Linked DNA regions of Homo sapiens: region 2 is linked to region 1. The links are chromatin contacts, found by Hi-C in ENCODE. All regions are on one chromosome and are shown on one strand. Each heading gives the region's core, a stretch centred on a gene start or an enhancer-like site at or near the end of the contact. The rest is flanking DNA. Distances are from core to core; before and after follow the strand shown.

Region 1 (5,583 bases), core at 1,064-3,563:
TGTGTGTGTGTGTGTGTGTGTGATAACTTACAAATTGCTAAAATAGTTTATAACCCTGGGCTATTTACATATTTTATAAAGGGATTTTATTCAATCGTCATTTTCAATGCATGTTTTCCGGGTTGTATAAAAGCTCTCGCATGTTAAGAGGGCTGATGTTTTAACAGTAGGTTATTATGCTACAGTATATTTTTCTATGGTTCACTGAGGTCAAACCCTTTGCATTCTAGAACCCGAAGACTGGATCTTCTGAGAACATCAGAGAAAGACTGTCCTTGCCATCCGCACTGCAACAAAACTTAGGGATCTTGAAACTTGGGTTCATAATCTCACAACTGAGAAGGGTCCATCCACACTCCTGGAACTGTACACCCATTGGAACCTTTAAGGTAAAGCCAAGGAAGTCTCTCCCCAGAAGATGGCATCCTTGATGTGAACGGCTTTTGCTAAGATCGTGGATCAAGACTTCTACTGTCATGAGACTCTCTTTTTTTTTTCTTTTTTGGAGATGGAGTCTTGCTCTGTCACCCAGGCTGGAGTGCGGTGGTGCAGTCTCAGCTCACTGCAACCTCTGCCTCCTGGGTTCAAGCGATTCTCATACCTCAGCCTTCCGAGTAGCTGGTATTACAGGTGCCTGCCACCACACCAAGCTAATTTTTGTATTTTTAGTAGAGATGGGTTTTTGCCAAGTTGGCCAGGCTGGTTTTGAACTTCTAACCTCAGGTGATCCGCCCACCTCGGCCTCCCAAAGTGCTGGGATTACAGGCATGCACCACCACGCCTGGCCATGAGACTCTTATCTTTGAGTATCTGTTCCTTGCTTATGCCTCTATGAATAATAGAAATGAAAAGACGATCTGTTGTGTGCACTTATGGGGTATACTTTCATTTGTGAAGGATTTTGCAGCCAGCCTTATACACGGATAACTTTATACTTTGATAGATAAAAGATGAAGGTCCAGTGTAGGTGAGAAACTTTAATGAGACATATGTTGCCTGTAATCAGTCAGAAACAGAATATCGGTTCACTCCTCTTAACCCACACTATGGGTTAAAGAGGGCATTGCCAGGAGGGCTTTACTCTTCCAGAAGGGCATCACTTTTCCATGGTTTAGAGTAAAAGAGGCCATAACCAGAAATGTATCCCTCATGATAGGCTGTATAGCAGACTCTACTGTAAAGGCTATAGTTACACAACAGACTTTCAATTCCCTTGTGAAAGGTATGCTAAATAATAGAATTGACTAAACAGAAAAGTAGTACCTGTGCAGCTGCTGGCACCTGTGGCCTAGGGAGAAATACATCAGGTATTATAGAGATTCAGTTGTGGGAGATTAATGAAAAGGCCACTTAGTTGAGTGAGTAGCCTCTTATCTAGCTCATTGTCTGATCTATTTGATTTGGGGTGGTTTGGTGTATAGGGACCCTGGGTAAGGAGCATACTGCAAACTCTTGGTATTATCCTCCCAGTAATCATAATAATAGTCTCCCTGGTGCGCTGCATTCTCTCAAAGGTTTTAAATGTCTGCATGCAGCCATCTCTAGAACAACAAATGGTCTCTCTTCAACTGGAATGGCAGAAGCTGAAAGAAATGTGTGACCATGAGGACACCGTAACCTATGAATGACGTGCTGAGACCAGAAACCCAAAACGATGGTAACTGAGAGTGGTGCTAAGGCCCTAAGTTTTGGTCACACTCTCGCCTGTAGGGTCCAGCCCTACTGGGCCTGTGGGTTTTTCTCCTCACCTGCGGAGATGAGAGATCACAGAAATAAGGACACAAGACAAAGAGATAGAAGAAAAGACAGCTGGGCCCAGGGGACCACTACCACCTAGACACGGAGACTGGTAGTGGCCCCGAATGCCTGGCTGCCCTGTTACTTATTGGATACAAGACAAGGGGGCAGGGTAAGGAGTGTGAGTCATCTCCAATGATAGGTCAGGTCACGCAAGTCACGTGTCCACCGGACAGGGTGCCCTTCCCTGTTTGGTAGCCGAGGCGGAGAGAGAGAGGAGACAGCCTACGTCATTATTTCTTCTATGCATTTCAAAGACTTTAGCACTTTCACTAATTCTGCTACTGCTATCTAGAAGATGGAGCCAGGTGTACAGAGCGGAACATGAAAGTGAAACAGGAGCGTGACCGCTGAAGCACAGCATCACAGGGAGATGGTCAGGCCTCCGGATGGCTGTGGGCGGGCCTGACTGATGTCAGGCCTTCCACAAGAGATGGTGGAGCAGAGTCTTCTCTAACCCCTCCGCCCCTCTCCCCTGGCCAAAGGGAGACTCCCTTCCCTGGTCGGCTAAGTAACAGGTGCCTTCCCAGGCACTGTCATTACCACTAGACCAGGGAGCCCTCTAGTGGCCCTGTCTGAGCGTGACAGAGGGCTCACACTCGTCTTCTGGTCACTTCTCACCCTGTCCCTTCAGCTCCTATCTCTGTATGGCCTGGTTTTTCCTAGGTTATAATTGTAGAACAAAGATTATTATAATATTGGAATAGAGTAATGCCACAAACTAATGATTGATAATAGTCATATCTAATCATATCTATAATCTATTTCTAGTATAACTATTCTTTTTGTTTTGTTTTGTTTTGTTTTTGTTTTTGTTTTTTGAGACAGAGTCTCGCTCTGTCACCCAGGCTGGAGGGCAGTGGCGCAATCTCGGCTCACTGCAAGCTCCGCCTCCCGGGTTCATGCCATTCTCCTGCCTCAGCCTCCCGAGTAGCTGGGACTACAGGTGCACGCCACCACGCCCGGCTAATTTTTTGTATTTTTAGTAGAGACGGGGTTTCACCGTGTTAGCCAGGATGGTCTCGATCTCCTGACCTCATGATCTGCCCACCTCGGCCTCCCAAAGTGCTGGGATTATAGGCGTAAGCCACTGCGCCCGGCCTAGTATAACTATTCTTATTCTATATATATATTTTTTATTATACTGGAACAGCTTGTGCCCTCGGGGTCTTGCCTTGGCAGCTGGGTGGCTTGCCGCCCACACTCACCTAAGTGAGAACCTGGACAGAAAGGGGAATTTATTAAAATAAAATTATGGGAGGCCATTGTTTTGGACTGAGCTCATGCACTATGTCCCAACAGACTAAGCCAAACAAAAATGGAGTCACTCATGCTAAATGTGACATAATCAAACTAAGACTTTAAGGAAACACATAGATCCTAACAGATTCCCCTATAAACAGGACGTTCCAGCATAAGGAGGTACCCTCAGTCCTTGTTCCTACCTTTGCAAAACTCACTGTTCTACTGTTTCTCAGAGGGTTTCAGGACCAAATAAGTACATTTACGATGGTGATAGTGACATCAATGACTAAAGTTTTGGTCAATCTCTCAAAATTGAGAAAATGACCAAAAGGGTGGAATTGTTAAAGCAAACTAAATATGGCCTGAGAAGGACTCCATACTTCTCTATTTGAGTCCTTGTGGACGAACTGCAACCTAACTTAATTGGTAGACAAGACTGAAACCCTGACATCCTCACTTGGGAGTCTGCACCTGTGGCAGTACCTGAGTCTTGGCCAATCCCAGCAGCCGTACTTCACTCGTACACTGCTGAGAGTTCAAACTGTGTCCAAATAAGGCAAATGCCGAGCTGCAACCAACCCAGCTGTTTCTGTACTCACCTCCAATTTCTATATGTCACTTCCCTTTTTTGTCTATAGATTTGTTCTGACCACGAGGTATCCCTGGAGTCCCTCTGAATCTGCTGTGATTCTGGGGGCTGCCCAATTCGTGAATCGTTCATTGCTCAATTAAACTCATTTAAATTTAATTTGGCTGAAGTTTTTCATTTAACAGAGGTATATAATATGTATTCTTTAAAATGTTCAAACACTGTTTTGAGTGCATATTGTGCTTTTTTGTTAAAAAAAAAATTATGATGTGATGTTTACTGCTCCCTTGAGGTACATAAGAAAATCCTAAAACCCCTGCCAACTGAGCGGACCGCTTCTTGGTCGAGGAGACCTCAGAGAAACCTTAAAAACTGAGTTCCTGGCCGTGACAGGACAGGTCAGACTCGCCTCAGTGTGCCCCTTCCTTAATACCCTTTCACTGGAATGCCTTCCTAAAGAATAAACAGAAACCAGCTCTAGAAAAAAAGAACAGACATCTCACTCTTCTATTGCCTTTAGCCAATCATCTGAGGCCACGGCCAGGCAATGCTTCCCTTCCTGGTAAGAGACCACAGAGCCTGCAGTGGCCGTGGCCGTCTCCAGAGGCGGTGCAGTGAGGGTTCTCGTGTCCTCTGCTTCACCTTTTGACGTCAGAGGGAGGAAAACCACATCCTCCGATCACGCTAACCCCAACATTTTTTGAACACGTGACCCATGAAGAGGCATGAAGCTAACTGCACACTGGGTGTTGCTCCCCTCACAGATATTCATAACTCCTCCTACAGCGTATTCCATATGTATATTCAGCCACCCTGAGGATCTAGGGGAAAAGCGCAGTGTCCTTTTCCTGTTCTCTCACTCAAGAATCAACACAGAATACTTCTCCCCACCCACAAGCAAGCAATCAGTTCTGCAGCGGACACCAGCTGGGTGTCCTCTCATTCAAGTCTGACGGCATCTACCTGTAGACAGCGCCTGACCACACAGATCGAGGACTCAGTTCCCACAAGACTGAACCCCGTTTCCAATGCCAACTGCAAGCCCCTGGTTATTTGGCCTGTGATTCTGACTGACCTGCTAAACATTGGGGGTTCCCACAGCCCCCTCCTTGGGTTCAATTAATTTGCTAGATCAGCATACAGAACTCAGAGAAACACATTTCCTGGTTTATTACAAGGCATATTTTACAGGATACAGATGAACAGCCAGATGAGAAGATGCATAGGGAGCGTTCTGGAAGGGTCCCAAGCACAGGAGCTTCTGTCCCCGTAGAAGGGAGGTGCGCTGCCCTCTAGAAACCTCCACGTTACCCGGAAGCTCTCTGAACCCTGTCCTCTTGGGTTTTTATGGAGGCTTCATCACATAGGCATGATTTAATCATTAGCCATTGGCGATCAGCTCAACCATCAGCCCCTCTCCCTTCCCAGAGGGCAAGAGTAGGGCTGAGTCCCAACCTTCTAACCCTACCTTCTTCTTTCTGGTGACCAGCCCCACCTCCTATCTTGAAGCTGTCTAGGAGCCACCAGCCACCTCATTAACATACAAAAAAGACATTCATCACTTTGAAGATTCCAAGGATTTGGGGAAATATATGCCAGGAGACTGAACGAAAACCAAATATAACTTCACAATATCATGGATGACTGAAATATGTAATAAAAGATTAAGCAGGCCAGGCACAGTGGCTCACACCTGTAATCCTTTGGGAGGCTGAGATGGGCAGATTACTTAAGGCCAGGGGTTCGAGACCAGCCTGGTCAACATGGTGAAACCCCATCTGTACTAAAAAAAAAAAATTAGCCGGTGTGGTGGTGGTGCCTGTAATCCCAGCTATCCGGGAAGCTGAGGCATGAGAATCACTTGAATGCAGGTTGCAGTGAGCCGAGATCACGCCACCGCACTCCAGCCTGGGCAACAGAGCGAGACTCTCAAAAAAAACATTAAAAATTTA
Region 2 (5,583 bases), core at 2,152-4,651, 330 kb before region 1:
GCATGGTGCCCTCCTCACTGCAGCCCAGCTCCCACGTGCAACCTCGCCTGGCAGAGCAGCCACCACGGTCTGCGGGGAGGGCAGCACACCTGGGGCTGAGACACAGACCTGCGCTTCTCCCTTTAAAGTGTGTGTGTGTGTGTGTGTGTGTGTGTGTGTGTGTGTGTGTGTGTTCCAAGGAGCTTTTCAACCTTGAATAAAATCAGAAGGAACTGAACCAGGGCAAAAACCAAAATGACAGCCTTTCAAAGCAGCAGCAGCTAATATTCATTTCATATCCTTGGCGGAGCCTAAGATAATATATTCTGACAACTTTTGAGCCCAAAGTAGTGTCCTCCTGGGACAGCAGTAGGGGCCATCTGACTTTGGGATGCTCCTCCTTGTCACACCATAACCCTCTGTTGGGACAAACACCACACAGGCCTTTGCCCTCCTCAGCTCGCCCAGTCTCAGAAGCCAAGGGCCCTCCAGCACGCAGACAGGTGGCAGGCTGCCAGGCATCCAGGCCGACATTCGTGACTCAGGTTTCCAATGTGTCAGTGCCAACCCCCCGCAAGGAAAGATGAGTGTAAAAGTCAGCTGTGCTGAGAGGTTCTGGACAGGGACTGGCGTAACACAGCTGGCCACCAGGAGCTCATCCCGTGCTGGAGATGAGGCTGGAGATGAGGCTGGAGATGAGGGCTGGAGATGAGGGCTGGAGATGAGGCTGGAGATGAGGGCTGGAGATGAGGCTGGAGATGAGGGCTGGAGATGAGGGCTGGAGATGAGGGCTGGAGATGAGGGCTGGAGATGAGGCTGGAGATGAGGGCTGGAGATGAGGCTGGAGATGAGGGCTGGAGATGAGGCTGGAGATGAGGGCTGGAGATGAGGCTGGAGATGAGGGCTGGAGATGAGGGCTGGAGATGAGGCTGGAGATGAGGGCTGGAGATGAGGCTGGAGATGAGGGCTGGAGATGAGGGATGGAGATGAGGCTGGAGATGAGGCTGGAGATGAGGGCTGGAGATGAGGCTGGAGATGAGGCTGGAGATGAGGCTGGAGATGAGGGCTGAAGATGAGGGCTGGAGATGAGGCTGGAGATGAGGGCTGGAGATGAGGCTGGAGATGAGGGCTGGAGATGAGGGCTGGAGATGAGGGCTGGAGATGAGGCTGGAGATGAGGGCTGGAGATGAGGGCTGGAGATGAGGCTGGAGTTCACGCCCAGGGAAACGTTTCCTCATATGAACCAAGACTCAGCGACTGTCTCAAAATGACCTCCCGTGCAGCTAAACCCTGGTCTCTGAGCCTCCTGTCTCCCTCAGTCTGGCCCCTGAGCTCCGACCCCTCCTGGCAGCCCCCTTGGCGGTGTCTGGCATACCCATGGGTTGGTTACGGGGTTATGAACTGCTCTGCCCACAGGGACAGGCGGTGCATGGCAAACGCAAGCTGAGAACGCTCCCACTCACTTGGCAAAGCATCTGCTGAGCCCCCATGACGTGGCGAGCCATCCTGAGATGCTGGATGTACAAAATCAACATGCAAACCCCAAACTGGCAGCCCTGCCCCGCAGAGCCCAGTCCAAGGCAGAAAGCCATGGGGCAAAGAGCAGGGGCGGCTAGGATGGCGCTGCTCACTCTGGCAGGTGCATGGACAGGGCAGGGCAGGGGCAGCTGGAGGCTCTGTGGTGCTCCAGGCAAGAGATGGGGACGAGGGCAGGCTGCAGCAATGGGGGTGAGAAAGTGTAAACTCAGGGATTTTGAAGGCCGAGCCCAGGAGCTTGCTGACGTGGAGTATCAGAGGGTGTGGGCTCAAGCAGAAGGGACAGGGACATCCCTTCCTGAGATGTGGCAGACTGAGGGAGGGGTACACTGGAGGCGAGGGGAGAATCCAAGTCTTGTTTGGTACTTAAGTCTGAGGGGCCTCCTGGATGTCCGAGGAGAGACGGTGAGAAGATGTGGACCTGTCACTGAGACCGGGGCCCAGGGCAGAAGTGTCTGCTGCAGGGCCAGGCTGGGAGGGCAGCATGCGAGGGACGAATCGAGCCTGTCGTGGAAGGTGGTGGCGGAAGGAGACCGGTCCCCGCCCAGCCTAGGCCTCCCCCGTGAAGACCTGACAGTGGTGAAAAGCCAGTGGAGTCGGAGGAGAGGAGGGGAACCCGGAGGGCGCTGCTGCAGAAGCCCAAGGCAAGCTGGCCCAGCACTCGGAGCTCGGCAGCTCCTGCTGTCTGCGGAGGGCCGGGGTCCCTGCATCATGCGTAGGATGGCAAGCGTTGCAAGGAACCTCAACCAGCCTCCACATCCGCCCAACGGAGACAGGGATGCCTGCGTTCACAGAGCCGCGTGGGACATGGTAGGAGAAGGTGCTGAGTGCTCAAGGGCCTCGCCAAGCGGGCTCGCTGCCTTCCTCCTCAGGACCCAGGGGAAAGGGCTGGGGGTTTTTGGCCCGAGAAGGATACACCTCTGACTATGTAACATGGACGGACAGCTTACAGCACAAGGTGTCCAATTTCTTAATGAAAAGAAGGGGGAAGAGGTGAAAATAGAAATGTATTAAAACAGTTTTTCTCAAATATACTTGGATCTTTCCTTATATAGATGACGAGACTCAGAGTGTCAGAAAACGAGAGAAGAATCTGCAACCAGCATCTGAAGTGGGACGCGCTGATGCTCGCCGGCACAGACTCCAGGCCCTCCTGCACCAGGCTCAGGGCAACAGAGGTCTGGGGCGAAAGGTAAGCTGACCGATACAGCAGGACACAGGCGGGCAGAGGCCAGGCACACGGCCACAGCACACAGGGTGTGCACGCCCTGCGATCCCAGCACCAGTCAGCACTGCACTTCGGGGTCCCAAAGGAGCATGGGCACACGAGGGCCATTTAAGAGACGCGGTCAGTGACACTGATGAGAGAGACTGGGTTAATCCAGGCTGGAAAAGAGACACGGTGAAATGCGAACACCTTCCCGGATGGCCCACCAAGCTCATGCTACAGAGACTCAGAAATGACCCAGCAGAGGTGTCCACAGACACGTCAGCCCAGGCACGCCCCCGAAACCCTCTTGTGTCCTGCGGCGGCCATCAGCCATGCACCACTGCCACCAGCCTCAGGCCCTAACACAACCTGGTCCCGCAGGGGCTGGGACTCTCTGTCGGGGGACCCTGGAGCCTGGCCCAGCCGGCCCGCCCGTGGTAGACTCGCGAGGGAAGAGTGAAGGTTCCAGTCAAATGGCATGGGGCCCAAGGCTGCAGCCAGAGTGACTGCTGCGTGTCGCCAGCAGCCACCGCCCCCTCGTGACCACACTCCGTCTTCCTCATTATCCTTTCACTTCCCCAGGCTCCAACACGGGTCCTGCCCTCTGCCCTGCATGAGCGTCTGTCTGCCTCGAGCCTCGCTGCCAGGTCTCACCGCATCCTCTGTGTGACCGCAGCCACGCCGGGCCGCAGACTGCACCAGCTCCCACGCCTCCTCCCTCCTGCCCTTCCTCAGCGACCATGGCCTCCACACTGCCTACAAGAGAATATTCCACGTTTTTAAACAGTGCAACCCTTTTTAAAGATTTTTAAAATATTAAACAGAACGTCAATGCCTGAAGGGGAGAGAAGCCCTGTGGTCTCTAGAAAGTTCTTTCTGTCACGCTCTGGCAGCCTGAAGACAACCCCGTGCTGAGAGAAATGAAGACAAATCTACACCGCACCTCATGTGCTCCCAAGTCTCTAAAGGGCTTTGCCTTGAGAAACAAAGTTTCTGCCAAGTGTCTGACACTGCAGAACTTCTTCTCATGAAGGAAAGAAAGGACACCCTGAGACGTCACAAAACCACACCCTGATGGCCGCCGCCACCTCCATGCCGGCCACACAGGGCACACCTGGGGGGGCCAGCGTGGATGCACCCGAGGCGGCCTCTGACAGCTGAGGACTAAAGTCAAACCCCTAGCTCGAGCACAGGGGGAACATCGGGGAAGCCAACAGCTCGGGCGGCTCCGCGACAACTGTCATGCTTGTCCAGCCGTGCGCCAGCAGGGCCTTCACCTGGGCACTCACTTGCAGTGGGGACTTGTTCCCACAACTCACAGGAGAGGTGGAACTGCCCCGGAAAGTCCCACCCAGGACCCTGTGACAGCCACAGGCTGGCTGAACGGCCGCTGCCTGCCAGGGAGGCTCAAGCTGGGCTGCCCAGGGCTGCAGCAGCCCCCCAGCCCAGAGCGGCCACCCCACAGCAGGGCACCCTGGGAGGGGTGCGCAGACAGACCACAAGGGCTCTCTTCCTCCAGGCAATTCCTATTTCTTTGGGGCTGGGGTCTCCGTGCCTCCTCTCAGCATCTAACTAGTGTCAGAGCCTGCAACACCTGACGCCACATGGTTTATGAAACAGGATGAGGTGCCCCGATTAGGTGACAGGCACGGGCATCTTCCCGGCCTGCCAAAGCCAGGGAACCAGGCATCGACTGATCTGGCCAGCCAGAGCCTCCATTCTCTCCAAGTGGAAATCCCGGCAGCTCCCCCGCGTGCTCTTTGAATGGAGTCGGGCAACAGCTCCTAGAAAGGCGGGGGCATCCTCCCCCTCAAGATGAGGGGAGCTGGAGACACACGGAACTCCAAAAGAGCGCTGCTGCGGACACGGACGGCGGCACCCCAGCATTCCCTGACCCTCCCATTTTTTAGAACAACTACCTGAAGCTTAGAAGGAGAAGCAATTCTGCCGACCCCAGAGGCTTTCCAGCCCCTCGTCTGCTGGCCAGGACCCAGCCAGGCAGAGCTGCAGCAGAGACGCCCACCCACCCGCTGTGCCTCTGACTGCGAGAGGGGGAGCCGCTCACTTCTGATGCCTGACGACCACATCAGCCAGATTCCAATACACTCCCGTGAACAACTTATCTGCCAGTGTAAGCATTTGCAAGAGCTTCAAAAGGAAGTCCAAATCATGTAAACAGATACTTACAAAGGCAGGTTTTTAATGACTTTACTCGGAATAAAAAAACAAAATTTTCTACACCTTGCCTGGATATACACTGAGATGAAAGTGCTGCCTACAAATAAGTACAAATGGCTAACTGATTAACTGGCCCATTAAACCCACGACAGCTCCAAAATTCACTTTCCGACGCAGGATATGAAACAGAGGTTACAGGAACACATTCCCCCTGCCCCAAGACAGCCAGAGGCGGCCCGCGGCAGGCACGCCCCAAAGAAGACCAGAGCTGCTCCCCGAGCCTCACGCAGCTTCACCTTCCAAGCAGCTTTCCACGTGCACAGAAAGCCGGTTGATTTCATCAGGCTCATGCTGGCCCTGCCCAGCAGACCCATGTCTATTTCCCACTTAAAAGGAAGGACGCGGCTCATTTTCCTGTTCCCAACCCCTCCATGCCCCTCATCTCTAAACTAGTAGTTTGTCCTTCGCTTCTCTACAGAAGACTTTAATTAGATATTAGAAAAACATTAAGATTATACAATTCCCAGAAAAGAATGAATTCGAAATCAGTGCCCAGTAATTACTAAGACTTCTGTACATAATTTAAATTTATTTTTATCTTTGCACCAACACAGCCTTAAGAGGAAAATAGAAATTATTTTTATTTCATCTCAAATCTTTTAAAAAGCCATTTTAGAGTA

What was found. A loop is a pair of places that touch in the nucleus more often than their neighbours do. Pooled maps may share reads with other maps.
Region 2: a loop to region 1 is called in a pooled map, with 5 times the contacts of the local background. The contact joins two enhancer-like sites. A Hi-C loop is called at or near these places in 20 of 37 single-sample maps with no recorded cell type and 6 of 50 pooled maps.

Annotation. Positions count from the first base shown.
Region 1 is chr4:3,044,346-3,049,928 of GRCh38, reverse strand. It overlaps HTT-AS. Among named protein-coding and RNA genes, the nearest start is that of HTT, 28 kb to the left of the region's middle. RefSeq lists an enhancer at 1,860-2,219. Within about 2 kb of position 2,313, at least 14 of the 41 ENCODE cell types and tissues checked have a DNase peak (open chromatin) inside an H3K27ac peak, as active enhancers do.
Region 2 is chr4:3,370,838-3,376,420 of GRCh38, reverse strand. All of the region lies in intron 3 of RGS12 (regulator of G protein signaling 12), which reads right to left. Among named protein-coding and RNA genes, the nearest start is that of HGFAC, 68 kb to the left of the region's middle. RefSeq lists enhancers at 3,434-3,483, 2,691-3,619. Within about 2 kb of position 3,401, at least 7 of the 41 ENCODE cell types and tissues checked have a DNase peak (open chromatin) inside an H3K27ac peak, as active enhancers do.